Linked DNA regions of Mus musculus: all the other regions are linked to region 1. A link is a loop called in an ENCODE intact Hi-C map of the cell type or tissue named here. Cell type or tissue: gastrocnemius. All regions are shown on one strand.

The links. Peaks named below come from ENCODE experiments on the same cell type or tissue, not always from the same donor. Only the 100,000 strongest peaks of a DNase experiment are listed, where the experiment ranks them.
Region 2: it touches region 1 in a loop (4-fold over the local background); 15 of 42 quality-filtered maps call a loop at or near these places.
Region 3: it touches region 1 in a loop (3-fold over the local background); 14 of 42 quality-filtered maps call a loop at or near these places.
Region 4: a loop joins it to region 1, with 5 times the contacts of the local background. A loop is called at or near these places in 3 of 42 quality-filtered maps.

The regions. Positions count from the first base shown.
Region 1 is chr8:68,358,017-68,366,016 of GRCm38, forward strand. It overlaps Csgalnact1 (chondroitin sulfate N-acetylgalactosaminyltransferase 1), which reads right to left. Exons shown (of 10, transcript NM_172753.5): 9 at 4,052-4,133; 10 at 1-697. The coding sequence ends at 408. Among named protein-coding and RNA genes, the nearest start is that of 1700125H03Rik, 6.4 kb to the right of the region's middle. In gastrocnemius, CTCF peaks have their summits at 2,915 and 3,996 (motif pointing right); DNase peaks (open chromatin) are centred at 1,914, 4,016 and 4,499; H3K4me3 peaks cover 565 bases; H3K27ac peaks cover 2,685 bases.
Region 2 is chr8:68,553,278-68,561,277 of GRCm38, forward strand. Csgalnact1 (chondroitin sulfate N-acetylgalactosaminyltransferase 1) reads right to left here. Exons shown (of 10, transcript NM_172753.5): 3 at 3,695-3,843. Among named protein-coding and RNA genes, the nearest start is that of Csgalnact1, 180 kb to the right of the region's middle. In gastrocnemius, a CTCF peak has its summit at 3,822 (motif pointing left); DNase peaks (open chromatin) are centred at 3,799 and 4,954; H3K4me3 peaks cover 981 bases; H3K27ac peaks cover 1,360 bases.
Region 3 is chr8:69,019,288-69,027,287 of GRCm38, forward strand. No RefSeq gene overlaps it. Among named protein-coding and RNA genes, the nearest start is that of Gm33103, 21 kb to the left of the region's middle. In gastrocnemius, CTCF peaks have their summits at 1,027 (motif pointing right) and 4,317 (motif pointing left); a DNase peak (open chromatin) is centred at 4,302; H3K4me3 peaks cover 188 bases; H3K27ac peaks cover 2,088 bases.
Region 4 is chr8:68,789,371-68,797,370 of GRCm38, forward strand. It overlaps Ints10 (integrator complex subunit 10), which reads left to right and starts at 4,559. Exons shown (of 17, transcript NM_027590.4): 1 at 4,559-4,778; 2 at 5,241-5,308; 3 at 7,347-7,450. The coding sequence starts at 4,650. In gastrocnemius, a CTCF peak has its summit at 4,629; DNase peaks (open chromatin) are centred at 4,541 and 5,149; H3K4me3 peaks cover 1,927 bases; H3K27ac peaks cover 1,409 bases.

The DNA of each region.
Region 1 (8,000 bases):
GTTTCCAGGGCCCTTTGATTTTGCTCACTATCTCCTGGAGGACGCTAATGTCAGAGATCTCCATTTCTCACATAGATCCTCTGCTTGGTCTGAGACTTTGGTAGTCCTGGTAGTACCAAAGCCCTCTGATGTAACCAATTCAATGTGTTTGCATCTCATTCTAGTAAACGTTCTACAAAACTGGTCTGAGGTTGTGAATATTTCAGTGAGCAGGAACCAGAGAGATCATTTGCTGAAAACACAGTCAGCGTCACCATACACGGAGCCAACAGAATCCCGGGATGAGACTCTTCTTTCATCTCTCCCTCACCAGTCAGATACTTTGTTGCTCTTTGTTGCATCTACTTCTTCAGCAACTGCCAAAGGCAAAAAAAATTAAATGTCTATGCTAATCTGTGCCTAGGAGATCATGTCTTTTTACTGCTGGCTTTCTGCTTCTGTTTGCGAAGATGAGCCTCTATTTCATGCCGGAAGACAAGCATCCCCAGCTGCCCATGGGATGCTTCATTCATAGCCTTTGATTGCATGCACATCTTGTACTGCTCAGGGGTCAGTTCATCCATACAGTGCTTTTCATGCCACAGGTGGAAAAGTCCCCGTACAGGTGTGCGGACCACTATGAGGTTGCTATGGAGATATTTCCGGTACAGGTGCACATCTTCACCACCCCAGCCTTTGATGTCCAGGTCAAATCCACCTGTGGGGACAGAACATGCTATTGAATTTTGTGGCGTGCACTCGACTGCTAGGGACTTTTCATCAAGAGACATTGTGGGAGTGGCTGGGAAGATAGTTCAATTGGTGAAATGTTTTGTGGTGTAGGCATGAGAAACTGAGTTCTGACACACATTAAAGTTTCTTTTTAAAGCCAAGAGCGGACCACTGAAAGGCTAGCATGTACTTTGAATTCCAGCACCAGGAAGGTAAGGATAGGTAGATGACCAGGGCTTGCTGGCCACACATCTTAACCTGCTTGACAAGTTCCAGACCATTGGGAGACTCTGTCTCAAAATTAAAATATGGATGGGTGGGTGGGCAAACACCCTCATAGAAGCAGGGGTGAGGGAAGAGGGTTTTTTGGGGGGGGGCAGGAAAGGGGATAACATTTGAAATGTAAATAAAATATCCAATAAAAGAAATGTGGATGACACCTGAGGAATATTTGATTTTTGCCTCCTGGCTTCCTCCTGATCCCCATATACACAATAAAGAGGTATTTATGCGAGGTGCTATTTGAAGCTCCATCCATCCAAATTGCCCATGCCCATCTGGGCTAGAGACTTTGCATGGATGTGGACAATAGGAATGATCTTCGTGGCAGATCATGCGAACTTCTTCATGTAACAAGACATTGGGCAGGATTCTAAGAACTGGACTGCTTGCAAAAGCCATCAGTAGTACTAGTGAATAGCCCTGGCCCGGGATTAAAACTTCAAGGCACCCTTCTTTTTGAACATGACACCTTGCCATTTAAATCCTGTATTTCTTTCTGGGTATGGCTTCCTTCTGCCACTGCAAGCAGAATAAACCTTAGGGCTTGTGGGGTAAAGGAGTTAAAAATGGGGGTTTGCAATAGGAAAAAAAAACCACTCCCATAAAAGAACTCTCCCTTTCCTCGGTTACAACAGTCCTGAACATTCATGTGTACCCTTCCCCATAGGCTGCTGGCTCAGTTTAAATGGGTGTACTTCTGGGGCTTTCTCCCAGAAAACTCTGATCTCTTTGGACATTGACCTCCTTCCCCTGGTGTCTCACTGTGGGGAAGGAACATGCCCTTCGATTTGCTTTCCTTTCTGCTTAGCCAGGGTCTCATGTGGCTTGGACTGGCTACAAATTCACTGTGTAGCCAAGGCTGCCTTCGTCTCCCAAGTGCTCGGATTGCAGGTGTTTGTCCCCATGCCAGAAGCTGCTTTTTCCCTTAACCGAAAGCCTATCAGGCCCCAGGGAGAGCCAAAGAAGAACCAGCCGTTCCCTTATTTGTTCTGCATTTACCTGCGTGTTTTACCCAGCCAGCTCTTATGAGAAATAGCCATGCCAAGACCATACTCAGCACCCTGTCCCAGACATTTTATGTAGCCTCTTTACCCCTGCCTGCACACCCCAGCTACAGTGCTCTGGTCAGGGCCAACTCAAACCAGAAAAATTCAGAACCAGAAATCGCAGCCAAGCCACCCCAGGCTGTGTCTCTGAGTGACGGTGGCACACGCGGGAGAGATCCCATGTCTGGCACTACTGCATGTGGATGACGTTTCCTAGCATGGTTGCTGTTAAGTTGTCAACTTTTAGGATGTTGTTTTGTTTTGTTTCTGAGTCAAGGTCTTGAGTAGAGCCCAGGCTGGCCTTGAATTTGCATTTCTACGGCCTCTGCTGGGATTAGAAGAATGAGCTTACAGACAGAATGCCTGCCTGAACTTTGGGGTATTTAAAACCTTAAATGAAGTAGAGTCATAACAAAACAAGCTAGAATCTAGTAAGGGTTTGCCTTGCTGACCTAAATTTATTATTGTCTTCAGCTTCTCGCATTAAATCCGGGGTCATAAGGAAGACACATGCAAATAAGGACATGATTGCAAAGAATAGGGGACTCTGAAGCTCTGAGGTCATGGCAGCGGCCCCTGGAGGCCTCCCCAGGTCACTGTGATCCTCTCCTTAGGTGTAGTGACATTTATCTTCATAGAACCCAATGTAATACTAATCCAAATTTAATAAACATAGGCGTCATCACCCCATTAAATCATCTTCCTCTGTACAGGGCAAGGGAACAATAGCTTCTTGAAATAGAAATTATTATTTTTTAAATGAGTATCATTTCAGGGAATCTGACATGCATATTACCACTTAGGAATAGTTCCCAGAGTGATGGTAAAGGACACCTGCTGTCTCTACCAGGCAGCTGTCTTGATAGACTGGCACCATGCTGTTCTGCTGCCTCCTAGGGGATAAGTTGTTTCATATTTATTTTCATCTTAATATGGTTATTTCTATGGAGTCCCAAGGTCACTGCACTCCACAGAACAAAACAAACCCAGGCCTGACTCCTGCTGCTTGACTTCCAGATGGGAAGCCTCAGAGCAGGCTTGGGGGAGGCATGTGGAAGAGAGAAGGATGTGGTACCTGAGAGGCCTGCAGAGGAGTGTCCCATTGCTTCCCATACACAAGTGCTTCCCTGGCCCCTCCGAGCCCAAGTCAAGGTTTTGGACTTATTCCTTCTTGCTCTAGCCATGTGGAATCCAGCCCACTCTCACCTTCCATTTGCTGTGAAGTCCCAGGAGTCCCCTTTCCCTCTAAGCACTTTGGCCTGTTCTGCTGAAACCCATGGCCTTTCTTTCTGAGTTTTGGATTCCTGTAGGTAGGCTCACATGCATTTGAAATGGGTTCTTGTAAGCTTCCATGTGTGTGCCTGTGTACATTTTTATGTGTATGTATTTATACATGTATATGATATGTGTATATGCATGCATATGTTTATATGCATGCGTGTCTGAATATATGTGTGTGCATGTATCTATGTGAATAAGTGTGTTTATATGTTTCTCTGTGTGTCTGTGTATGTGTGTCATTGAGAACATTTGTATACACATGTCTACATCTCTGTGTTTATGCATATCTGTGTGTCTGTATGTGTGGACATGTTCACACATGGGTGTTCATGTTGACAGCAATTGTATACTCAGAGCTTAAAGTGGCAAATGGGACTTTAAATAAGGATCATCAGAGTAAAAAACACCGATCCTCTTTGTATGTGTTTTCTCTGATTGCCTTCCTTTTCCTCATCACTTTGCTGGAGGCTCACAATGTTCATCATAGTGGATTCCACAGCAAGAACCCACAGAGGAGGAGGCACCACACCGAACTTGCTTGAATATTGTCATTGTAAAACCTTGGGTGGTACTGGGTACATCTGAGAGGGGTTGGTGCATATGACAGGGTCCCAGATGTTGCCTCCTGTGACCTGGGGAGCAGCACTGTTTGTGGCAACACCTTTACCAGGAGAACCTGGTCTGTGGGACAGTGGCCTCCAGGTGGCAGTAGACACGAAGTTTTATCTCACCTATGTTGATGAAGTCTGACCGGTACTGACATGTCATCCCAAATCCAAAGTCCCTCCAAAATCCTGTTTCCTTCTTTATGACCTGCAAGGAAGAAACTGTCAGGGAGAGTATCTAAAAGCGCTTTTCACACACTTAGATGAGCAGAGCCAAAAACCAGGCAAGATGGGAGTGGGAGTGTGTTCCTGCATGTGAGCATGCGCATGCCAAATGAAATTGCAATAAGCTAACTAAGTCCAAAGTGGAGCCTTGTGATTTTGGGCACCTCTGGCTAGGTTGTTTCTAGGGTGTAGGCATGACAACATGCACATGCACTCTCTCACACAACAAAAAAAACAACCTCAGAGAGCAAGTTTTTTCAGTGGAGCCATGGAAAAGCCACCCACGTCTGGCCTGGTCCCAGTGCCAGGGAGAAGTGAGGTCAGGCCTGTCACACAGGCCTGGGCACAGAGCCAGCAAAGGGCTCAGGAAGTTGAGAAGAGGCCCCGGGAACAGCTTGGAATTCACAGGCCAACAACAGAGAAAGAGAAGAAATACCCAAGAGAGACCCCAGTTGTTCCTGCCCCCCTGGCTCCCACTACCACTGGCTGGCAGAGGAGAGGGTAGGGCTAACAGATGAAGCTACTCCAGAAAGCTCGTGCGGGAAGTGCCAGCCCACCATGACTGCAAAAAAACAGAGCAACACAGCTCTGCTAGGTTTCTTCCTTTGGAGAAAAATTCCAACAAATTTGCTGAAGCTACAATACATAAACAATAATAGAGGTTGCCATGTGCACACACACACACACACACACATGCACACACACACACACACACACACATACACGCACTTACACATACCCAGACCCACATCCACATGCACAGATGCAGGCACACACACATTTGTCAAAAGTAATTCTGAGAATGGAGTTGAAATCCTTATAGGTACTTTCCCCCATGATCCTTGTAGTTCCTATAGGTGCTTAGAAGGCAGGAAATCACCTCCTTAGACAAGGGAAAGAGAGGCCTTAGGAGGGTCTGTAGTACTGATACAAGGCTTTGGGTGTTGTTCATGTGTAACAGCTCATGAGAGGAGGAGCAGTCTTGTTCCAGCTCCACCACTGGCCACTTTTTTTTTTCTTAACTTTTCATTGATTCTTTGTGAGTTTCACATTATGTCCCCGAGTTCCACTCATCTCCCAGACCTTTCGTATCTGCCCTCTGTCCTCTGCCCTAGCAATGCCCACCCCTGCACACAAAAGAAAATAAAAAACAAAACTAGACAAAACAAAGCATAGAAAATATCTTGTTATGGAAATGGTAATGTGTCCCACAGTATACCCTTGAGTTCACAGTTTTCCTTGTAAATGCACATTGTAAGGAGTCATTAGTCTGGTTTGAGGCCAACCATCAATACTGCACCCTCACCTGGATTTCTCTTGGTTCTCCTGTTGTTGCCCTGTGCCATGGAGATCCTGCAGCTTTGCATCTGTAGGACTTACCCTTCCCCATGCTCAAGCACATGAGGTAGATTTTGGTGTAGACCAAGTCAAAGCCCTGGGTGTGGGCCTTCATGGTAGCTGAGTTGGTCGTCCCACCAGCTCTCCTGTACCTACACTTCCTATGTAAGCTCTCTAGCACTGGTCTGAATAGCTCACCCAATGCTGTAGCCCACAGAGGGCAGGGTCAACTCTCCTACTCTCATGCCCTTGGGGCCAGGTTACCAGCACCCAAGCCACCAGAGCCAACTCTGTGCTGCCCAGTCAAGGTGCGGGACCTGATCTTCTGAGTGGTGCAGCTCATGAGGGGAAGGACCAGCTCTCCCACTTTCATGACCCCAGGGTACTGGCCACTTTTTTTTTTTTTTTTTTTTTTTTTAATTCTCAGACAGACCTCTTCATTTCAAGGCTCCATTCTCTTTCCTATCTGATGAAGAACTGAGAATCATAAATCATAGTTAAAGAGTTCTCCAGGTCATGTATTATGTTGCTATTATTCCATGTTCTAGAACCTTCCCACAGCCTAAATTATATCCAATAAATGTCTTGCAAAAGAGGTAATGAATCATAAACATTCTTTTATCAAGAGCTCAATAGTGCACGGTCTATGTCAGGCTATGAACGCAAGAATTTGATCATGATGATGCTCCGTAACATTCTGTCCTGAAGTTGGGGGGACTCAGGAAGTCCCACCTACCACTGTCGGAGGATTTGTGTGCAGTTAATAGTTGCTGGGGTGAGAAAAAGAGATCTCTACCAGTGGTGTCGGGTGGTGTAGGCACTGGTAAGGTACAGACAGTGCTGCAAATAATGCCCCACCCGTGCCCCTGCAGGCAACCCTGGTGAAACTTATCAGGTCACCAAACAAAACAACAGATGTGGCAGCAGAATTAAAAGTTTGGGAAGACTGCATAAGGCAGGAAAATCTGGAGATTCAAGATGGAAACTGAGTAGATTTTTAAATGGATTTTGTTCCTTCTCTATTAGGTAAAATGTTCTATCGCAGTCAACAGCTCAACATCTCTGGTCCAAATTTCTAAATATCTCACAGACATGAGGTAGAAGAGAAGCACCAGTATCCAAACTTCAGATATTTGGCTGGACTCTACATAGGATTTACGAGACAGCTCCATGCTGGAAGAACCATCAGGCAGAACTGAGGAGGAAGCGGAAGACCCTCCTGAGAAGCAGCTGCCATAAAATGTTGGGGTGGGTCAAGGTTGTGCTGAAGGACATAGCTGGAAGGGTGATACCCACATGGAGTGGTGTGATAGGAACATACCTATTTATGCCCCAGGGACTGCATTATAAAAACAGTTACTTAGTTGGTTTGAAAGCTGGTAAGCCACAGAAAGTCACACTGGGAAGAAGTGCTGAAATATAGGCTTTTGTGGAAATGACATGGTTGCGCCACAGCGTGTAATTTCAGGGCAAGATGGATTTCACTTATTAGAAGGTCTACCACCACAGCTGGACCAAGTTACTGACTGGACCAAGTCACTGACTGGACCAAGTTACTGACTGGAATGCTACCCTTGGGGAGCAGCCTGGCAGAAAAAAAACTCTAGAGTTCCCTTCTGATGGGATGGCATCATATTATTGCTGAAGACTCTACAAAAGGCACAGAGGGCTTCCATTCCACTACCTAGGCCTGCCTGCTTCCTCCTCCTCCTCTTCCTCCTCTTCCTCCTCCTCTTCCTCCTCTTCCTCCTCCTCGTCTCATCCTCTTCAACCCTCTACATCAGTGGTTCTCAACCTTCCTAATTTTTCAACCCTTTAATACAGTTCTTCATGTTGTATTGACTCCCAATCATAAGATTATTTTTATTGCTACTTCACAACTGCAATTTTACTACTGTTGTGAATCATCATGTAAATATCTGTGCTTTCTGATGGCTTTAGGTGACCCTGTGAAAATGTTTCTCAACTCCAAAAGGTTGACAACCTACAAGTTGAGAATTGCTGTTCTACACAGTCTTGTTTCTTGACTCCCCCAAACTCCCCAAACTCCCCAAACTCCCCAACTCCCCAGGCTCACAGGCATCCAAGATATCCCTACAGGCTCTGCTTGGTCACCTGTCCCTTGCTCACCATTGCTCAGAGCGGTCACCCTGACTCTCTGGGCCAATGCCAATACAATTGCTAGTACCCATTTTCTCTCTATACTGCGACCCTGGCTTAACATCTCTGTAATATGAGCAGTTCTCTGAAATGTGAAATGAGCTCATGGATATATTTGTTTCTCAGTTTGTTGCCTTCACCTACCACCCTTAGAGAATAGCAGTAAGGAACTTAGTCCCCTGTGTCTCCAGCACCTAGAACACTACTGGCCACACAGCTGTGCAATTAATAAATACTTCTTCAGTGAAAGGAGAAGGAGCACTTCTAAGGTAACCATGACTCCTGGCTTCAAGTGGAAATAAAAATGGCTTCTAGTGAGAGACACTTGATAGCAAGTATCTCATCAAAAGCA
Region 2 (8,000 bases), 200 kb after region 1:
ATGACAGGGGCTCTTAAGCATAACAAGCAAACAAACAAACAAAAAAACCAAACCAAAACAAACAAACAAAAACTATGGAAATTTACCAGACTTGGGAAACTCAGAAATTTATAAAATTCACAATTCTCCCTCTATAAGGTTATGTAAACAGTAAGCAATTGCTAAGGGAGAGGCCTCTTCCACGGAAATGACTGCTACTTGTACAGGAAACCGCTAGGATGTAGCTTCTCTGAGTCATCACTCTTCCTGGCGTGGGCTTTTTGGTGATGTAGCTGCATACGAATCATCACAGTCCTGTATGTGACCTCTCACCCTTATCCCTGTAAGTCACTCCAGTAAACTCATTGGTTCACCAAGCAAGACTTGGGTGGAATCAGCTGTGTGTTCTATCATTGCAGTTTTACCTAGGATACATAGATGTTTATTTATGTCTTCCGAGAACGAAACACAACAAAGGTGTCAAGAAAACACAACGCAAGGAAACATGTTCAGGTATGAGTTAGCTAACCCTTCCCTAACTTTTCCATTCACCCTTCACTTGGCACCAATCAGGAGCCATAGCCTGGTTGGCAGAGCTAAGCAATGTTGATTCAGGATGCTTAGTTATGTGGGCTGCTGTAGAGGTTACCAGCTTCAAACAATCATAGTGAGGAGAGGAGGAATGAACAAAAGAAGGGATCAGAAGGTAGGAAAACAGACCAAGAGCATGAAGGTGTGAATAGGGGTATAGGCAGCACTCAGCGAAAAGAGCAATTCTCTTTCTTGACCGGAAGAAGGGAACTATGGGTATGGAACTTCAGATGCAGGAAATGCATCAGTGAGCTGCAGCAAGTACCAAGTGAGGATACGACTGTGGCAAGAATTAATTCACTGAGAAGAGACCACATTGGGGCAGGCTCTAGGATGAAGGTATGTAGGAGTTATGTATGGTTTGACTATGCAATGTCCCCATCAGCTCACGTGCTTGAACATTTGGTCACCAACTAGAGAGATTTGGGGAAGTTGTGGGACCTTTTGGTGTTAGAATCATGATTTAGATTCCTTAGGTGTAAGGGCTATGGGGTATAAACCTCTCAAGTTCCTGCCCCAGTTCTCTGCTTCTTGACTGCCTCTATGATATAACCATCCACTTCACACTCCTACAGCAACAGCCATAGCAGTTCCCACCAGCATAACCTCACCACACTGATAGATTGTATGCCCTGAACTATGTGCCAAAATCGATCTTTCCTCTCTTGCTTGTTTTTTTTGTTTGTTTGTTTGTTTGTTCTTTTGTTTTGTTTTGCTTTTGTTTTTCGAGACAGGGTTTCTCTGTATAGCCCTGGCTGTCCTGGAACTCACTCTGTAGACCAGGCTGGCCTCGAACTCAGAAATCCACCTGCCTCTGCCTCCTGAGTGCTGGGATTAAAGGCGTGCACCACCACGCCCAACAATCCTTCCTCTCTTAAGATGTTATTCCATCACCACAACAAGAAAAATATCACACAGGACACAAGGATATTTCTACTATAAAATGGGCATGGCCTAGTGCTATTAAATATCTGGAACGAGAATTAATGCCTTCCACATGGGATTGCATGATTAGCAGCCCCATGCTGTGTGGGGCACCTGCCCATCACTGCTGCCAGAGGTTCAAGTCTGAGTCAGCAAGAGTGAGGAGCAGCAGGTAACAACTCTCTCCAGCTAGTGCTTACCTGGCAGGCCTCCTGTTTCCTGGGCAAGATCTCCTGTCGTTGCACTAGGTTCCAACAGGATTATAACTGTTCTTCATAGCCAATGTATGAACTACAGCCTCCCCTCTTCTGTCCTGTCTTACTACCCAATAGCTTTAGAACTTAGACATTTGATTTCTCCCACATAGACTTTGATCAATTTCTGATTGCTTCCTGGCTAATTTTCACCCTGGACCCTTTCTGCTATCATCTCAAGACTTTTACAGTTACAGCACACGTGATTTTTAAATGGGGTGTTCTCTTTTACACCATCCAAGTTATTCTTGAAAACATTAAGCATCCTAAGACTCAAGGTGAGAGCCATTCTTGTGCTCTGAAGTTGGCCACCTGTTTTCACAGCCCTTTGACTTACTACTTAGAGAAGAACTTGTCAAGAAGCAATCTCCAGTTGTGTTCCTATTGCTCACTTTTGGCTGAGGTACTTACATGTTTTCTGCTGTCGACAACTCAAATGTGGTCCCTTTTAAAGCGCCACATTTTCTATCTTCCTAGTACAATAATGTAAAACTGACTCATGGATCTTAACTTACTCCTTTTATCTTAACCACAATAACAATGCTAGACCCCTGCCCCACCCCCATTATCAATAATACAAAAACATAAATAAAACCTCTGTTAAAATGTGTTAAGGAGGAAGCAGCACTTTTCAAAGACAAAAGTGTCTGCCAGGCACAGCTCTCCTGTCTTCATCCCTCTGTCTACTTTTTATTTGTATTTCTAGAGAAAACTGGAAGAAAAAAAAAGATTTCATTGCTGAAAACACGAAGTATGGGTACAATTTCCCATTCCCTTCCCAATGTTACTGATGTTGCGAAGGCTCCTGCTTATACTGAGGCAGAATCTCCTATCCCTCGATGGCCAGGACCTTGCTGGGTACATGTGGATGCCCCTGAACTCCTAATTCTCCTGCCTCCAGTTCTCAAGTTCTCGACTTAACTTCTTTAACATTAATCTTGCCAGTTGTATTTAAATATCTTATAGTAAAGAAACCCAAAATTATTGCTTACAAGAGCAAAACAAGCTGTCAGAAATACTACATTTATCCCAAAGCCTAAGCCAATAGTATATATTCATTAGGAAGCAATTCTCAAATAGTTCTAATGACCACCCCTAGGGATATTACAAAGGTGATTCATCTTCCCGAACCATTTTACTTTAACTTGATCAAAAATCACTGTACCCATTTGGCTAAAGAATGACTATTTCAGAAAGGTTAATATTCTGTCCCAGCTGTGTTCTCAATTTAGTGGTCAGTTAAGGTTTTTTGTGTGTTTTTTGTTTATTTGTTTGTTTAAAAAAAGCTCTTCTAGTTGTGCTATTGATTAATGCTCTAAAAAGACAAAAATACCAAAAGAGTATTGAAAGTGAAATAGAGATCACTGCCAGTGGATGAGGAGTTTCAAAGCAAACTAGTTGAGCTTCTTTAAAAAAAAATGATGCCTTTAAAAATAACTTTTTATTAATATAACTATTAAAGTAAAATGAACATATTCTGTAGATAGCTGGGATATCCCAGTAATGCGGAAGTTATATCCCAGTGTAAGGTTTGCTTTCTAAGTCACCTGCGACAAATAGATTCACTTATCTGCAAGAGTAAGTGCTACATAAATCCTTAAAGGCTAAAAATGATCTTGGCTTCTCTTATAATGGAAAAGGGAGTCTAAAATGCTAAGAGGAAAAGAAATGGGAGGCAACCCCTGTAAATTTCCATCCTTTAAATACAGTGAGATTTAATAACGGTAAAATGCATGTGATTTAGTATGTAACACACAACTCATCTGAACATATTATGCCCCCCAAAGTAGTAGAATATGCCCCTCTTCCTCTTTAATAAGTAAAACGCAAATTATTTTTTTGAAATGAAACCATCAATATCTAAAAGCACGAAAGCCCGGCTGAGAACAGAGGAAGGCAAAACACCGCACTTCCATGTGGAAAAGAACAAACCCAAACAAGCTAACCTCGGCAGAAAGAAAGGCGCACAGCTGTTCCGCTCGCACATCTGCTTCTGGTGGTGACTGCGCTGGAGTTGCACTTGGCTTCCAAGTCAGGGTCCAGAGGGAAAGTACCGCCCCCTTCTGCTAGCACCGTGTTCAGCTCAGCGCCACCACTGGAGGAAAAAAAATCCATGCAATGAAGTGTTAACAGTAAAAGAGAAAATTCCTCATTTGAGTTTTTCTGAAAAGGTTCACACGCTGCAAGGGTTCCCTCTGGGAATCTTACTACCAGTGACCACCACTGGCATTCGCAACACTAAGCCAGCCTGCTTCAGCCCTGGAGGAAAGCTTTGCTGGCAGGACTAGTGCCTGCCAAAGACGCTGGAGAAGACAGACTGGGTGCTTTTGATTGTCATCCGGCTCCCCACCCAAATCCCGAGATCCAGAACCCCTGCCCAGCCCCCTCTCTGTACATCTTGCCCTCGCTAAAGGATGGTGGGGTGAGTTACGGATGGACCCTACACTGTCCCAGCCCTTGACAAAACAGATGCTGTCAGCTGAGATACAAGCAGAATATGAAGATGTTCAGACCAAAGACTCCCCATAAGTAAGAAAGATTCTGGAGAGACACTAAGGTCCTCATGTGGAGCCTGTAATATACTGTTTTCAATGAACTAACATGGGGCTCACTTCCCCAAGAATTTTCCTTATTTTTATTCTGTCTGTCTCATAATTCAAGTAATGGACATAATATATCCGTTTGTGTGTGTGTATACACACTACATTTCCATTTCACATGCAGGAATGATTAAAAAGTCCAAGATGATTTCTACAAGGCCAAAGGAAAGATTGATAAGCCACTAAAGTCTACAGATGACTTGCTGCCCCCATCCCCACCCCAACCCCCCACCCTGTCTCCATAGGGACAGCCTGCCAGCAAGTGAGTTTGAAGGTTGTTTTCTGTTGTTGTGGGGGTTTTTGGGTTTTTTGTTTGTTTGTTTTTTGTTTTGTTTTTTTGTTTTGTTTTTGTTTTGTTTTTGGTTCTGGGTTTTGTTTTGTTTTGTTTTGCCTCACTGGCATTAACAAATCAGTGGAAATGTACACTGCTTTGCTATAGAAGTAGGGTCTGTTTTCTATCCACACTCTCTCACCCTGGTTTGCTCTGGTTTTAGCAGTGGAAGTGGGGTGTCATCTTCCTGGGAGGGGCAAGTCTCCAGACCTCCAACTTTGACTACTCCTGGCCGAGCTGCCTGCTTCCACACAGCTCTCCTAGCCCAACGCCCCCCGCCCCCCCACCAGCCTAATTAATCTATGTCTAAATGGAGCTGCAGTTGGCAGAGAGGCAGCAGTGTCAACGTGGAATAATCACTTGGACCTGAATCTCAGTTGTTTTCCATCCCTGACAACAAATAATGTTACTTCCCAGCCTGCAGGCCAAGAGCTGAAATGGGTTTATAATTTGCCTTCCAATCAATCTCTGAGTCTCTCTCAACCCCCTAAGTTTTCTCTTCTGTCTTTCAGCATGCAGGAAACAGCCTCGGAGACTCCATCAGGGGCAAGGTCTTTATTGATATCCTTAATGAATATTCTTTGCCTTCTAAGTAAAAAGGTGGAAATCTGCATAATCCCAAACCATGCTGGTTTACATAATGAAAACAAATAGACTGTCGGCTGGTAGCTCTGCAAGATCATTAATAAGCTCCGTCATTCTCTCACCCCAGTGGCTGGAACAGCAGCCTTCAGTCATTTCATATGCACCAAGTCATCCACATTCAGCCAGCCTAGACCCTGACACTAGGCAGGTTGGAATCAGAGGACAAACAGCTCAGCTTCTTCCTCCTTTCCTAGTAAAAGAACTCATTAAAACTCTGCTCCTGGGCTCTGGGAAGTGCATGGTCTCCTTACTAATCCCAAGCCTCTAGCTCCTCCAGAGAGGAATCCTCTCCAGCTAGTAAAGAAAAAAGCGCAATACAAGAATGCAGAGTCGCCAGCAAAACCAAGAGCAGTGACCAGGATAGAAACAAAACAGCATAGTGAAAATTCTCAGAAGATTAACTAAATATGCTAAAGAGAATGGGGTGTGTTCAGCCGGACACAGGCAATGAGCCCTCACCATACCATGGTACCGCTTAGGAAGCCATTCAATAGCCACAACACGCGCATTAATTTTTCCATTATTACAGAGGGGCAGAAGGAGGTTAAGAAATCTGCATGGCTAATATGTAGTAAAGCCAGGATTTTTTTTTCTTCCACAAAAAAAAAAAAAAAAAAAAAAAAACACTGAAAAGAAAAGCAAGCTTGCCTCTTTGTACTACTTGACCCTGTCCACATAGGCACTGGTTGTGATTTGAATGTGAAATGCTCCACCATAGGCTGACATATCTACATACTTAACCCCAGCTGTCAACTCTGTTTGGGAAGGTTGTGGAATTTTAGGAAGTAGGGCCTCACTTCCTAAAGTAGAGGAAATGTATCCCTTTGTGTAAGACTTGAAGATTTATGGCCCAACCCCAATTCCTGTTTATTCTGCTTTCTTAGTGTGGATAAAATGTGACCAACAAGCTGCTAGCTCCTGCCACCACTTTCCCTCTGCCCATCTACATGATCCCCTTCTATGATAAACTTTGGGAACTATAAACCCAAATCAACTCATGTCCCTTAAATTGCTTTTGCTAGGGTGTTTTATCCCAGTAACAAGAAATGAAACTAAGATACTAGTTTCTTATGTGGGTCTTTAGTAATGCAGGTGGGGTCCAAAGTAGCTGGAGAAAAGCATGAACCACTTAGATATTCCACCCGAATCTCTCACTGAGGCCTTGAGAACACAGTCTTCCCTTATTTGCCCCATCTTTCCCCATCCCCACCTCTCCAACAACTAAATAATAAATAAATAAATAAATAAATAAATAAATAAATAAATAAATAAATGAATGGATGGAGATCTCAATGACAAAAACAAATGTTTTCATAAGTCTTCCTAAATAACACAAAGAATATCACAGTATGGGAATGTGCCAAAAGTAAAATTAAAATCCAGTGAACACTTGAGAAGTATCAACACAGAGCTTTGCTTGTGGGATTCTGAAGGTAGCAAGGAAATTATCCCTTAGCCCTAATATGTTTGTTTTGTGTGAGTTCTCTTCCATATCATTTGTAGCCCACACTGTTTTTGACAGTTGAGCTCAGAGAGTGAGGATTAAGGAGGACCTGACGTGGCTTCACTTGTTTAAGTGGTGAGAAGATGGTGAAGAGAAAGGTGGTGTATCCTGTAGCCGCCAATGGCCACCGGTTACTGGGTTCCTAAAAGGAAAGCTGGGGATGGATGGGAAGGACAGTGAGGGAAATACGATGAGCCAAGACAAAGTTCTCTGATCAAGGCTCAACTTTAATTCTTTTTTTTTTTAAAGATTTTATTTATTTATATGTAAGTACACTGTAGCTGTCTTCAGACACTCCAGAAGAGGGAGTCAGATCTCAGATGGTTGTGAGCCACCATGTGGTTGCTGGGATTTGAACTGCGGACCTTCGGAAGAGCAGTCAGGTGCTCTTACCCACTGAGCCATCTCACCAGCCCTCAACTTTAATTCTTGAGTCTGATTTTTAAAGGGGGAAAACCCATTCCCCACTTTGCCAGGATCTCATCAGGAAGGCAAGCTCAGCTGCTCAGCAGGTGGTGGCTTCTTGAAGGCAGCTGCTGATGTGGCAGGACAATAGACTTCATCTAGGTCAGAAGACTCCACCCTAAGTGGGCTAGCCTACTGTGGCAAACAAGGTCTGATTCAGCCCACTCAAGTTTGAGGGGAGGGCACAGTCTCCCTGAGAAATCTAGAGAAAAACTGTACGTGTGGGTTTTAGACATTTTCTATCTGGGACTCTACAGATTGGGATATCCACTATCTCATTTATCCAAAGGAATAGAATTTGCCAACCATTCATTAGCACATTCTCTTCAAATAAACTAGTGTCTCAGATTTTGTTTGTTTGTTTGGTTGGCTTTTGGTGTTTTGTTTTGTTTTGTTACTGTGAAGAGACACCATGACCAAGGTAACACATAAAAGAAAACATTTAATTTGGGCTGGCTTACAGTTTCAAAAGTTCAGTCCATTATCATCATAGTGGGAAGCATGGCAGCATCCAGGCAGACATGGTGCTGGAAGAGTCAAGAGTTCTGCATCTTGATACAAAGGCAGCAGCAGGAGACTGTTCTCTGCAGGCATCCAGGAGAAAGGTCTTTTACCACCCTGGGCAGAACTTAAGCATAGGACCTCAAAGCCCACTCCCACAGTGATGTATTTCCTCCAGCAAGGTCACATCTCTTAATAATGCCACC
Region 3 (8,000 bases), 660 kb after region 1:
CTTAGCTATGTCAAAATCAAACCTTAAAGGCACTTATAAGAAAACAATACTGAAAGAGAGCACAGGGATCCAAACACCAGACTAACGTGGGGACAGGCTTTGAATAAACGGGCTATGGGAATGCCAAGGTTCCAGGAGGCAAAGCTTCCTTGAAACTCCCTGCCTCAGGACTGCTTCCAGGCTTTCAGGCCTGTAATGCGTGTCACTACTGGTGTGGATGTAGCAACTCCTAAATGTCACCAGTCATGGACCTTTACAATCTTCTTTCTTCTTGGCCTTTTGCTGTGTTCCTGGCCACTACTTCCCTGAACTGTCTTCTCTCTGTTTCCAACAGCCTCCATTTCCCCCTGATTTATCTCTACTGCTCTGTGTCATTCTGCTTTATGGCCTGTGCATCATACTGGTCTCTAACTTAAAATTTATTCTCTCCTGGACCAAAGGATCAATGATACCCACCACTCAAGAAGGAGGGAAGCCGTACAGTCTCACACTTCTTTCTGTTCCTCCCTTTGGGAAAACCTTGCTAATTAAGGTCACAGTCTACCATGACTAGATAGCTCCTCTGAGCTCCACAGAAAATGGAGGTCTCCCTTTACCAGCAAGGCTTCCCCTTTTCTAACCATGTCTGTGGATCTTGACTCCCCACACCCTTACCTGGGGAAGGTTGAGTAGTTCTTGGCAGACTTACAAACTTCCTCTTTTTCCCCTATAAGAATGTGCCCAGCAAGTACCTGAGATTCCCGGAAAGTCTCCATACAAATGAGGCATTCACAGAACTTTAAACTCTAGCCAATGATTTTCAGTTACCCTGAAAATTCCTTCCCACTCTCCAAGGTTGCTGTATACCCCGGTTCACCTCAAATAAAGTGTAGGCATACCAGCCCACCCCAAATATAGCTAAGTGAGATGTTTCACAGAAGACTGTCTATCAAAGAAGGCCTTCATCTTTAGAGAAGCACCGCTCCTCCCAGCAGGCCAGGAGATCCTAAAGCCCCACCCGTTCCAGACTGTGCTTCATCCTCCAAGCCAGTAGGGGGCATCTGACCACCCTAGAGGCAGGAAGCAGAGGATGAGGAAACCCAGCTGGACCCCCAAAAGGCACACCTTACCACACTCCCCCTATTCAGTTTATAATATTTTACAAATTCTGCCTTCTTTTGTTCATCCCCTCTCTTACCTGTTTATGTCCTTTCTTGGTATTTATACTAAAACACCTAGCTGGGAGGCATTAGAGTCTGCAGACAAGAGAGCCAGCCCTTGTGATTCTCAGGCATGCCATGCTGGGGACTGGGTCCAAGGCCCCACAGTAGCTGGCATCTGTGTTAATCCTTAGCCCATGTTACCACCAAGAACCATGTGGAAGTCCATGGCCTGAACCCAGGCTGTGCTGCCACCTGAACCTGAAAGAGTAGTAAACTCAGTGCTCCAAGGTATGCTAATCATAAAACAGATAGCGACATTCCTTCCTCCACCCACCCACTTCCTGGGTTCAAAGAGTGTTCATTGGAGGAAAGTCACCCTGACCCACCCTGACCATTGCTGGAACCCACTATGCAAAGGTGCTATTGCTAGGCACTCTTAGATTGTTAGGGGCTCTTAGAAACTGTCTTGAGAGATAACCTGACACTTGTGACTTTGTACTTCCTTGTGACTCTTAACTGGTATTTTTGGTATTTTCCAACAATGCCCTTCCCACCTCCTTGAGTTGTGGTTCCTTCCTTTAAATACCCCCTTACTCAGCTACTTGGGGCGCCACGGTCCTCTACCCCTGCGTGGTGTATGACCGTGGGCCCGAGAGCGCTCTTGAATAAAAATCCTCTTGCAATTTGCAGCAAGACCGTTTCTCGTTGGTGATTTTGGGGTGTCGCCTCTCCTGAGTCAGAACATGGGGGAGTCCTCACGTTGTGGGTCTTTCAAACCCATGTTGATATCCATGGTCCAAGAAGCTTCCAAGGGCCTTGTCTGGGTCTGCGGTCCTACTGCAGCAGAGGACCATGGTCCTGGTCTGGGCTACCTCCAGAAACTGTGAAAACCCATGACCCATGCTCCAGTTGACTGTGAAGAGCAAGGAGGCAACTTTTGCTGTCATATCTGTGACTCCAGATGCACAGCTGAGGGGGACACAGAAGGCTCCTGTGACAACTCCTACTCCCCCTCAACGACCCCCACCCCAACACAGCAACAAAAAGTAAGCCATCGAAACAGCCGTTTAAAAGTATGACAGAGATGCTGAACAGTAGTTCCATACAATTGATGGCTTCTAGCTGAGGTGTGGGATAGGACGGACTCAGTTTTATCTAAAGGGCAGGTCACGGAGAGTCTGACCATGCTTCAGTGAGTGTATGGATAGCACAAGGTAGGCTTGGTGTTCTTTCCTTCTTTCCTTCCTTCCTTCCTTCCTTCCTTCCTTTTTCTTCTTATTTTTATTTTTTACTTCTTTTGAGAGGAAAATCACAATAGGGTCAGACATGGAAAAACTGAGAAGAGATTGTGATTGGAATGCATGCTGTGAAACTCCCAGAGAGTCAATAAAAACATCATGGGGGGGGGGGAATAACACCTAGCTCGTCTTCCTGATCACACAGAGAAAGAACTTTATAAAAGCACAAAGTCAGGTGTGGTGGCTCGTGCCTATAATCCCGACACTAAGGAAGCTGAGGCAGGAGAATTGCTGTGAATTCAAGTTCAGCCTGGACTACATAGTGAATTTTATCTAAGCTATTGAATAGTGAGCTCTAGGCTCATTATTTTAGAACACCAAAAATACAATAGAAGTACAAACACTGCTACATTAAGACGAAAGTAAAACATTTAAGTCATCCAGGGAAGGTGGTTCCAGGGCTCCTCCTAGAACCTGGAACATCCCCTGGTGCTTAATTTCTTACATACAATAATAACCCCGTATAAACTGTATCCTCCTGTACTCTTTAAACTATCTCTAGATTATCAAGATACTTAATCAAGTATCAAGTCAACAGAATCCTGACTTGCTGAGGAGACAAGCCTCTAGACACGTCAGTGAGAGAGTTTCTAGATTAGGTTAATTGAAATGGGAAGACCCACCCTACAGGGCCCCGGCACCACTCCACAGCCTGTAACCCCAGGCTGCATACAAAGCAGGAAGCTAGCTGAGTGTCAGCGTTCCTCTCTGTTTTCTGACAGCAGATGTGATACACAAGCTGCCTCAAGCTCCTGCCACCATGACTTGCCCACCACGATGGCCTGTCCCCTCAAACTGAGACAAAGTAAACCCATCCTCCTTTGCTCTGCTCTTGTCACACTTGATAGCAGCAGCAGACAAGTAACTATATTATGTTCACAAGCACTTTTATTGACAGGGCTGTTGAGGTTTTGTCGTTTAATGTCTATTGCAATGCTAAGTGCAAGACCCCAAAACCTGGAGCATGCATGTGTAGCCCCTGTGACCCTGGCCCCAGTTAACTGTGATTAGTAAATAAAGATGCCAACAGCCAATGGGTAGAGGAGACATAGGTGGGGATGAGGTTTCAGAAGCCGTCATGGAAAAAGGAGAACGTGAAGGAGGGAGGAGAGCCGTGGAAAAACTGAGCCACAAGTATGTGGCTAGCCAATTGGAGCTAAGGGCAGCCCAGATAAACATATTAAGTAATAACTTGGGTTATCGATAGGAAGGTAGATTCTAACAGCATGGAGGGTGGGGTTGCTGCCCAGCTACTGTGCTGACTAAGGCTATTTAAAAATATAAAGGCTGTGTGTGTCTTTCATCCAGGGACATAAATGATCTAAGGCAGGGAAGAAGCCCCAGGCCACATTGCTAAATATTTTTAGTACACAGGGTTATGCCCTCAGCTCCGGTCTTGTTTTTCCAGCATGATAACACTATAAGAGCTTCACATGTCATAACGATGACGATGGAAATGAATGAATTAGTGAGTTAGTGAGTGTAAACTGAAGGAGAGAGATGGGCGAAGGCCAAGGCAGAGAACACAATAGCATACATAGATTAGGGAGTCATCCACTGAACTTAAATGATAGGATCTGGGAAACACTGGCTTGGCCCTGAGAAGCTAGAACTTACAGCAAGCAAACCACAGCGCCTGTGGCGGCTTGTATGCTCTAACCTGGAAGGTGCCAGATGAGTGATCAAAACAAGGCCACTTCATAAATTTCCCGCAGGCCTTTTGTCAAGTAACAGTTTCACAGCGTTGGTGAGGTGGGAGGTGTGAAGAGAGGAGCTAAAAATCCCTAAAACTTAAAAAAAAAAAAAAAAAATCCCTGAAATTGAGAAAGCAGTTGCCAAGTACACTCAACCGTGTGGTGAGGGCGCCACCTGGTGGATTTACACAGGATGAACAAAGACTGCCCAAGAATGTCAGCCCAGCCTCCTTCCAACGCTGAGTTCCAGACCTGCCTGATACAACAGAAAAATAATCCCGAACCCCTGAACCCTAGTGTAACTAAAACAACCCTGAATAACAAAAGAACCGATGGGGATTTTACTATCCCCAGTTTCAGGTTGTACTACAAAGCTATAGTAATAAAAATAGCATGATGTGGATACAAAAACAGACATGCTGACCCATGGAATCAAATTGAAGACCCAGACATAAATCTACAAGCCTATGGACAAAACTCAACTTCAAATGAATCAAAAACCTCAACATAAAACCAGATACACTGGACCTGACAGAAGAGGAAGTGGAAAGAGCTCGAGCTCATTAGCATAAGAAAAATCTCTCTTTGAACAGAAGACCGCCAGCACAGAAACTAAGATAAACAACAGATAAACAAGGAATACTTGGGAACCTAAGAAGTTTCTGCACTGCAAAGGACATCGTCATTCAGACAAAGTGTCAGCCGGTAAAATGGGAAAAGATTCTGTTACCAACCAGATATCTGATAGAGGATTAGTATACAAAAACCAAACTAGGTACCAAGAAAACAAACCAATTTTAAAATGGGGCACAGATCTAAACAGAAAATTCTCAAGAGGAAATTCAAAAAGCCTGACAAACTCTTAAAGAAATGTTCAACATTCCTTAGCCACCAGGAAATGCAAATCAAAACTATTCTGAGATTTCAAGATACACCTGTCAGAATGGCTAAGACCAATAAAAGAAGTGACAGCTCGCCGGGCGTGGTGGCACACGCCTTTAATCCAAGCACTTGGGAGGCAGAGGCAGGCGGATCTCTGAGTTGGAGGCCAGCCTGGTCTACAGAGTGAGTTCCAGGACAGCCAGGGCTACACAGAGAAACCCTGACTGGGGGGGGGGGGGGTGACAGCTCATGCTGGCAAGGATGTGGAGGAGAACACTTATCCATTGCTGGTGGGGGTGAAAATGTGTACACTCCCTGTGGAAATCAGTGTGGAGTTCCTCAGAAAGATGGGGATAGATAGATCTACCTCAACATCCAGCCCTATCGTTGGCATGTACCATACAGACACTTGCTCAACCATGTTCAGTAGTTCGTTGTTACTCTATTGATAGTAGCCAGAAACTGGAGGGAAAAAAGCTAGATGTCCCTCAACAAGAATGGATAAAGAAACTGTGGTACGTTTACACACTAGAGTATTACTTAGCTGTTTAAAAAAAAGACAACTTTTGTAGATAAATTGATGGAATAGAATAAATTATCCAGAGTGAGGTAACCTAGACCCAGAAAGACTAATATGGTATGTATTTGTTTATATGTGGGTATCAGCTGTTAAGTCAGTGATCACCAAGCTATACTCTGAAGAGCAACAGATAGATATAGGGTAAGGGAAAGGAAATAGAATATATAGTTATGGGTGGATGGGGGAGCCAGAATGGGAGAATAAAGAGAAGAAGTGAGAAGAGGAAGATGAGGGAGGGAACAGAATGAGAGGCAGCTAAATAAAGGGGCATTTGAGTGGTAATATGGAAAACTAACACAATAGAAACTACCTAAAATATATGCATATATGAAGGGATAGATAAGATCACCAAGTTATGGGGAGACAGAGTCTGAACTGGTTATCTCTTATCACCACATGAATCTTCCAATATTAGGATTGGGTTACATCTTATTGAGTTGTAGGCCAAGGAGTTTCATGGGAACCCCTCAAACAACCCAAGTCGTTGCTGAAACTATAGGTTGCTCTCCACAAAACTGAAGGGAAGGCCCTATTGCTGAAGACAATACCTACACAACCCATTGACTATGGAGAAGTAGAGGCAGTGCCTGCAAAGAGCCTTCACTCCTACATTCTAGCATCTTTGGAACACCAGAAGGGAAACATGAACATCATGCCGACCACAAACCTTTGATCTACAGTAGTGTCTTGCCTGCAACGTAAGTAGGGCAATGGTGGCACAAGGCTTATGGGAGTAACCAACCAATATAAGATTTGACTTAAGACCTACACCATGACATGGAAACTATACCCAACACTGCTTGGATGCAACAACCAGAGACTAGATTGCTTAGAGACCTAGGGTAAAACCAAATATTATTATTAAGGGGAAAAATGCAGCAATGAAATGACTCCTAATGACATTCTGCTATATTGATAGATTTGTGCCCTGCTCAGTTATCATCAGGGAAGCTTCCTCCTGCAACAGATAGAGAACGAGACAGGACAAAGACCCATAGCCAGACAGTATGAGAGTGAGTAACCTTGGAATGCTCAGCCCCAAGAGATTGTCTCTATCACATCCTCCCCTTGGGGCTCAGTAAACTCTCAGAGTAGGAAGCAGAAAGAGTGTAAGAGCCAGAAAGGATGGAGGACACCAAGAAAACAAGGCCCTCTAAATCAACAGGACCTTCACACATGAACTCACAGAGACTAAAGCCACAGCCACCGTGTACCAGCTCTTTCATCCAGCTGAGAAGAGAAGTGGATACAAGCCCCACTGGAACCCAGCAGCTGTCTCTAATTGATAACCACTTTGCAAATAAAAATAAAATTTGTTTCCTCGGAGGGAGTCTCACTGGGGAAACAAACCTCTCTTAAGGGTAGGCCCCATGGCCAGCAGTAGACGGCCGACACAAAACAACTCAGAAGCATCTTTGGAGGCTTCTTGTCTCGTAATGTCCTGATTAGGGCTTTTCCTCTTCTTCTTCTTCTTTTTTTTTTTTTAATTTTATCTTGTTTTTTATTTTTATTTTATTTTGTCTCCCCAACCCAGGTCCTTCGCATATATACTAGGTTTCCAGTTTATTGTTTTTGTTTTTTTTTTCTTATTGTTTTTGGTTTTTGAGGCAGTGTTTCTGTGTAGCCCTGGCTGTCCTGCAGCTCATATAGATTAGCTGGCTTCAAACTCAGAGATCTGCTTTACTCTGCCTCCTGTGTGCTGGGATTAAAAGTGTGTGCCACCACATCTGGCCAGTTTACTGGTTTTATGAGATTCTGAGTATGCAAATAACAAGTGGATCTATTTCTTATGCTTTTAATTTTTTTTGTGTGTGTGAAGAGCTCTTTTCTTCTGTTTTGTGTTTTGTCCTATTCCAATGTTAGCTTTGGTTTTATCTTATTATATTTTTTTACTATCCCTTAAAGGTCCCTTTGTTTTCTAATAAACAACAGAAATGGAATAGATCCAGCTGGGAAAGGAAGTGGGAAGGGCTGAGGAGGAGGAAGAAGAGGAAGAAGAGGAGGAGAGGAGGAGGAAGAAGAAGAGGAGGAGGAGGAGGAGAGAAAACTTTTATCAGGACACATTATGTGAGAAGATAATCTATTTTAAATAAAAAGGAAATGCCAAAATTAATTAATTAATTAATTAATTAATTAATTAATTAAAAACAAAAAATAAAAGTATATAATTCTCTGATTTTTCTTAAGCTTTCATCCTCTTTACATACATGCATGTGTGTATATGTCTGTATTTATTTTTCTATTGCTACTAGAACAAATCCTACAAACTCAGTGGCTTAAAACAATACATCTTTTTCAAAACTCTTACTGTTCTGTAGAATAGAAATCCAAAATAAATGTCGCTGGGCTAAAATCCACGAGATGGCAGGAGGCACTCTTCTGCAGGATCAGAGTTCTGAAGAAT
Region 4 (8,000 bases), 430 kb after region 1:
ACTTCATGGTGGGAAGCATGGAGGCAGTCATGGTGCTAGACAAGAGCTGAGAACTCTACATCTGATCCACAGGTTTCAGGAAGAGAGAGCTCTTTGGCCTTCTTTGAAACCTCAAAGCCCACTCCCAGTGATATACTTTCTCCAACAAAGCCATATCTCCTAATCCTTTCAAATAGCACCACCCCCTGGTGATCAAAGATTCAAATCTATGAGCCTATGGGGGCCATTCTCATTAAAAACACCACATTACATTCCTGGCCATATCTGACGGTAGCCAATTTCAAATGTCCTCATACTCTATCACAGTCTCAAGACTGCTTAAAAGTCCAAAGTTCAAGGTCTCTTCTGAAACTCAAGGCAACCTCTTTAACTGTTACCTCTGTAAAATCAAAATCAAAGAGCAAATCATGTACTTCCAGCATTCAGCAGCATACAATACTCATTGTTATTCCAAAGGGGAGAAAAAGGAGCAAAGTAAGGAAATACTGGACCAAAGCAAGACAGAAAAACATCAGGGCAAAAAAATTCTGCATCTCCACGTCTGATGGCAAAGTGGTCTTCAGATCTCCAACTCCTTCCAGCTTCATTGACAGCCATATACTTCTCTCTCTTGGCCTGTTTCCACATGCTGTTATCAGTCCTCCTTGACAGGTATCCCATTACTCTGGCATCTCCAACATCTTCTTTCCAATGAAATCTAGACTTCAGTTACACAGCTTCTTATGATGGTCTCTCTGGGCCTCCATGTAGGGACACTCCTGACATGTGCCTGGCCTCAGTGGCTTTCCTTTCCACAGGAGGATATTTCACAAACACCTTTCTTTCATACTTGACTCTGATAGAACCTAGTGGGGAAACCCCCACTCAATTCCCAATTCGGTGTGCACCCAAAGAATCACGAAAAGGCCTTGATGTAATTACACGGGGTAGTTTAATGACGGAGCTCCGGACCGACATGCATCCCACACAGGAGATAATGGATGTTAGCCACGAGGCTCAGAAGCTAGGGTTTTTTATGGGGTAAGGGGCTTAGGGGTGTGGAATTCAGCATAGCAACACACTATTGACTTATTCAAACATCAGCAGAAAAATTACATGTACGTGCAGGGTGTCAGAGTTCTGTGAGTTGTTGACTCAGTTTAGATAGCCCTGTTATGTCCTCACATTCCTCTTATCTTTATGGTCAAGATGTTCCCAGGAATGTTTTAACTGTGGAGTATTCCCGGGTTTGTTTTTCTTTATTCTCAGCCCCAGGCAGCCTCTAGGCTCACAAACAACCAGCAATTTCTGAGTACTTTGTATGACTTACAGGTCTTGAAATTTCATCTTTCTTTCAACTCTAAAGCCAAAACTTTGTTGTCAAAGCTGACAAGGTCTCGATCTTGCTAGGGGTAGAACTTGACCTCCTTCTTCAGATACATACATTTTCACCAGTTTTCTGGTTTTGATGTTTACTTAGCTGCTTAAGCTTTTCTTTAATTTTAAATTTAATTTCCCACAATTGGAAGCTCAGCTGGGTAGAGTCTTGCCTGGAAGTCACCATTCCCTTTATTTCATTTAGCATTAGGCCTTTCTTTAAACTTCTTAATCTCCTTGGGCACTAAACTTAGCTCCATTACACTTTTTGGTGCTCGTTTCCTCCTCAAACTGTACATTTTATATTATTTCTTTCGCAGCTTTCTCTTTTTCATTATAGATCTGTATAAGAGTGACTTCTAATAACACAACAGAGTCAATACTAAGCTGTCTTGAAATCTCCTCTCCCAACACCATTAATCTAAAACTCTCCAACTTAGCCTCAGATAGATTTATTTTTTCAGACAAGGGCAGAAAGCAGCTACATTCTTCACCAACAACTATCTTTAGTCTACTTACTAACATTCTTCTCTGAAGCCCCTTGAGCTCACCTGTCATAACGGGCATCTTTCAGCACTACTGCCTTTGGTGCTCCTTGTAGTATGTCCCATTAAAACCCAGTCAAAGTGTTCAACTGCTTTTCTAGTCCAAAGTTCGAACATTCCACCAACACGCAGTATGGTCAAGCCTGTCACAGCAATACCCAACTCCTGGCACCAACTTCTGTCTTAGTGTTCTATTGCTGTGAAGAGACACCAATGCCAAGGCCAACTCTTATAAAGGAAACATTTTAATTAGGGCTGGCTTACAGTTTCAGAGGTTTAGTCCACTGCCATCATGGCAAGGAGTATGGCAGCATGTAGATAAGCTGCTCAAGAAGTAGCTGAAAGTTCTACATCCTGATCTGCAGGCAGCAGGAAGAGTGAGACTCCAGCCAATGACACACCTCCTTCAAGAGGACCACACCCCCTAATTTTTTTCAAATAGTTCCATTCCCTGGTGACCAAGGATTCAAACCAATGAGCCTGTGGGGACCATTCTCATTCAAACCACCTGTGAATTTTCAGAACTCCTATTCCCTCTTTGGTCTCTCTCTCTCTCAGATTTATTTATTATTCTATGTAAGTATACTATAGTTGTCTTTAGACACACCAGGAGAGGGCACAGATCTCATTACGGATGGTTGTGAGCCACCATGTGGTTGCTGGGATTTGAACTCAGGACCTTCAGAAGAGCAGTCAGTGCTCTTAACTGTTGAGCCATCTTTCCAGCCCCTTTGGTTTCTCTTTTTTGTTCTTTGCCTTGTTTAGTCTGACACTGCCTACATAAACCAGGGTGGCTGAGCCATCTTTCCAGCCTCTTTGGTTTCTCTTTCTGTTCTTTGCCTTGGTTAGCCTGACACTGCCTAAATAAACCAGGGTGGCCTTGAAGTGACAGAGGTCCACCTGCCTCTGTTCCAAGTACTGGTATAAAAGGTTTGAGCCACTATGGCCAGCTAAATTTTCAGACTTCCTTTAAAAATTCAGGATAACCAAACTTGAGTTTGACATTTTTTGGTGTTTTACCTAAAACGACACCCCTCTGTCTCTGCACTTTTTGAATCAGCACACTAATTCACCACAAATTTTTACTACTTGTTTATAAATTATTCATTAGCAAGCCTGTATTTTTACATTTCTATAAATAAGATCGATATAAAACAATAAAGGAACTTAAAAGAAAGTTCATTCAAAGCTTAATATGAATGAGATGGTTTGGCCAGGTCTCACCTTGCCTTGGATGATATGTTCACGGTAGGGAAGCCACCTGAGCTTCTAGGATCACAGAACAAAAGAGAGCAACAGATCAATGCATTTGCCAGCATAGACATCGGGTAGCTGGGCTAGAGAAAGGTTGGGAAACCTCTTCCATAAAGACCAGGTATTATTTCATTCTTAACTTGAAGGTTACTGGAGCTTCAAGTCTTCCAGGCTTAAAGATCCCTCCTAAAAAGCTTATCTGGAAGAAGACAGTTAGGTCAGATATCAGAGATGATGTAGATGTTTATTGCCCCAAATAGTTTTGTTTCGTAGCCTATGTCCCTTCTCTTCACAAATAATCTTTGACATAAACAAAGCTTCATCCAAGAACTGCAATTCACTATTGTAATGTTTATATTCATATTTATTTTTAATATCTGTATTTTTTACTTAAATAAGTAAATTCCTAATTTCTTTGTTAAAGAAAAAAAAATTAATCAGAACAGGCACATGTCCTTAATTCCAGCACTTTGGAGATGGAAGTCAGGAATCAGGAGTTTAAGATCATCCTCGTATACTTGCCAAGTTTAAGGTCAGCTTGGGCCATGACCGAATGTCTCAAAGGAAAAAAGAAAAGAAAACCAGCTCTGAATTCTTCGATGTCCTGGTTTTAAGTGGCAAATGATGGCTACAGTTGATAGGAACTATATACAAACACCTATAAGAAATATATATATATACATGCACTTAGACGGAAAACCAAAGCTAGCAATTCACTTTCCGGACACTTCCAATTCAATAAATGAATATTGCCTTGTCAACAGAACAGGGGGACTGTTTTGTTATTGTGGTTGTTCAAATGCAAAACCAAAGCCAGGATTTCGGTACCGATTTATACTGCAGCTATTTTCCATTGTTCAAATGATCAAAGTTTTTTTGTTTTTTTTTTGTTTTTTTGTTTTTTTTTGTTTTTGTTTTTGTTTTTTTTTTTAACTCTTGCAGAGCAGGTGGTTCGGACATCCAGCCGAGCATCTTCTAAATGCTAATTTTTCCGTATAGGAGAAAAAGAATAAGATTCAGGCGAAATAATGCCTGGGGCAGGGGCAAAGATGTTGGCAAAGCTCAAAAGCAACAGGCGATCCAGGGTCTTTCCGCATGCGAGGGTGGGGTCGTCTTGCACAGTCCAGGCCCAGCCCTCCGCGACACTTCGAAACTACACCTTAACCCTGGGCACCAGGTTTATTTACACCGAAGGACCGCCGCTCCGTGTCTGAGCGTGTCGCGGACCTTCAAACCCGGGCTGGAATCAAAGGAGAACGCAAGAACCTGGAGCACAGGGTTGCCGACTCTGACGCTTACTCCCAGGCGGTCAGCGGCGCGCTACCATCGACGGATGGCAATCCGAGTAATGAAAATCCAGGTCTCCGTAGTTTCCATAGGACTCTACAGAACCTCTGCGGCCTGTGGTTGGCTGGTCTCTGGGCATGCGCAGTGGCCACCTGGGGGTTGGCGGCGCCCTAGTGTCGCCTACTGGAAGGGCAAAAACCCGGGACCATGTCGGCCCAGGGCGACTGTGAGTTTCTGGTGCAGCGAGCCCGGGAACTAGTGCCCCAGGACCTGTGGGCAGCCAAGGCATGGCTGATCACGGCCCGCAGCCTCTACCCGGCCGACTTCAACATCCAGGTGAGTCAGACCCGGCGCGTCCGCACGCGCGGAAGAGAGCGTTTGGCCGAGCCCAGTGGCCCTGGGCGCTTTGCGCGGCCGCTGTCCCCCTCCCCACGTTGCTCCTACCCTGCTCCACAGGACAGTTGACCAACCTTTTCCCCAGCACCTGCAAAGGCGGAAACCATACAGTAAATCCGGGTCTGGTTGATCCTGTACAGTGCATCTTTGCCACTAGGGCCCAGGGCATTCATTCATTGATCATGGTAGCAGCCATCTGTTCAGTTGCTGCTTCTTTGGGGACGTTTCTACTCCACTTGATCCTAGAAGCCCTGCAGATGGGGTGAATTCTGGGCCACCAGGCTCTCATTTCCCTTCGTGGGTGTTCTGGGTGAAGGCCCACCTCTGAGCAGTGCTGCAGGTGGGCTGGAGCTGGACCAGCTACCACCGTGGAAGCCGTTGACCCTGTCTGCCTTGTTTCAGTATGAAATGTACACCATCGAACGGAATGCCGAGAGGACTGCCACCGCAGGGAGGTTGCTGTATGACATGTGAGTTAACTGGGATCGTTCTGGGAGCTATTGTTGATATCTGAAGGGGTCCTCTTCAGATATGAACAATTGATAGTAGCAGTCGGGGCTCTGCAAGATCATCCTCTTCCCTGGTACCCAGAATTCAGGCCTTAATTGCCAACAGGCGTTCTACAGAGACGACTTTTTAATTCTTGTATTTTAATCCCCAAATTTGTAGCCAGTGATTTATCATAGGCTCATTACAAACATTCAGACAGCAATTGATAGAATGAAATGTGAAATCCCTTCTAACCCAGAGCTAAGTTTTGTGTGTCTCCATATGTATACATACATACACTGGGTAGCTGATAAAAGCGAGGCCATTCTACCCTGAAGTGTACTTTCATAACCCGCTGTTGTGGACCCTCTGGGTCTAGTCTATAGAGACAACTGATGTTCTTAATGGCCATGTATCATTTTCTGGGTGCATGGTTAATTTCCAATTTATTTATGTTTGGAATGTCAGTGAGTAATTCTGCACCCATATTTTGATGTTTTGTAGCTAAGGGATATGTACAATTCATCATCTATCAAATTACTCTTTAAAAAGGATAGCCTAAATATCTGTTTCCACAAATTATATATATGTATGTATATATATATATATATATATATATATATATATATATATATACATATATATTTATATGTGTATATATATGAATTGGCAGTTTTCCACATTTTTGCCAACCTGTATATGTTCATCTCCTCCACCACCACCACCCCTGTTTTTCCTTTTCTTCCTCATGAGACAGAGGAACCTCACTTTATTGGGCAGGGTAGTGTTGAACTCAGACCCACTTGTTCCTCTTTTCTTAGCTGGGACAGAGGCTATGCCGCCACACCCCACCTGTATCATGGGGAAAATGATATCTTACTATATCATTGTTTCTTTTTTTCCCCCGAGACAGGGTTTCTCTGTATAGCCCTGGCTGTCCTGGAACTCACTCTGTAGACCAGGCTGGCCTCGAACTCAGAAATCCGCCTGCCTCTGCCTCCCGAGTGCTGGGATTAAAGGCGTGCGCCACCACCGCCCGGCTACTATACTGCTGGTGCCCCTCATACGAGTGTCGCTGCGACTGTTCTCTTTGGTTATTTCTGGCCTGTGGTTTACCTTTGTGAGTTTTGTTCTTGTTTTTCTTGTTGTTTTTAATAGAGTGTTATTTTTTTCTGTTGCTGTGACTGATAGAAAGCAGCTCAGAAAGGAAGGGTGTGTCCTGACTCAGGTTTTAAGGATACAGTCCATCCTGGTGGGGAAGGCATAGCAACAGGAGCTGGAGCTGACTGGTCACAGTGTAAACGGGTGAATGCATGAAGGCTCTTGGCTTGCTTTTGTTTTCTCTTTCTGAGACCACGTCTTTTGTGTCCTCTAGATTGCTGTGGGTTCAGATTTATTAAAGTATCTGAGGCCAGGAAGTGGTGGCGCACACCTTTAATCCCAGCACTTGGGAGGCAGAGGGAGGTGGATTTCTGAGTTCGAGGCCAGCCTGGTCTACAGAGTGAGTTCCAGGATAGCCAGGGCTACACAGAGAAACCCTGTCTCGAGAAAAGAAAGAAAGAAAGAAAGAAAGAAAGAAAGAAAGAAAGAAAGAAAGAAAGAAAGAAAGAAAGAAAGAAAGAAAGAAAGAAAAGAGCCGCTCCCCCCCCCCCAAAAAAAAAGTATCTGAGGATGACCTTGAACCTCTGATCTCATGCCTTTATGTCTCAAACACTGTGACTACTGGCATTCACCGCCACACCTGTGCTGTAGAATACAGGATTGGAACCCAGGGCTTTGTGCATGATAAGCAATCAGTCTAACTGAGCTACATCTCCAGCCCCTCATTCACAACAATGTCTAAAGATTTTTATGAGTACTCTCAAATTTTTCAAACTGATAGATTATTTTTGTGTATTTCTATCCTTTGTTCAGACATATGTAATCATTCACCTAAAGAAAAATGGGTTTCTCTAAATGCTATTGTTCTTCCTTGTTTGAGTTTCACATCTTACTTTAATGCATTCATTTTAAAAACAGGTTTGTGAATTTCCCGGACCAGCCGGTGGTATGGAGAGAAATCAGCATCATCACGTCAGCATTGAGGAACGACTCACAAGATAAGCAGACCCAGTTCTTACGGAGTGAGTACAGTTCCGGTCTAATTATAAATGGCCACTTCTGGAATAGTGCGTCTGCCACAGGCATCTCAGTCACACCTGTCATAGTGAAACCCACTTTACTTTTTATTCTAGGCAATGAAAGTCCACAGTGATATTAACTGGTCCTTTTATCATTTACTTAGAACACTTTGTGCCTGTGTGATAGTCATCTGTCAATGAGATCAGAAGGTTGAGTGTATTTTGAACATATTTTACATATTTCTGATGATGAAAACGTCTATAGATAATGTCTTAGTTAGGGTTTTACTGCTATGAACAGACACCATGACCAAGGCAACTCTCATAAGGACAACATGTAATTGGGGCTGGCTTACAGGTTCAGAGATTCAGTCCATTATCATTAAGGTGGGAACATGGCAGCATCCAGGCAGACATGGTGCAGGAGGAGCTGAGAATTCTACATCTTCATCTGAAGGCTGCTAGCAGAATACTGGCTTCGGGTATTAAAACCAACACCCACAATGACACACCTACTCCAGCAAGACTACACCTCCTAATAGTGCCCCTCCCT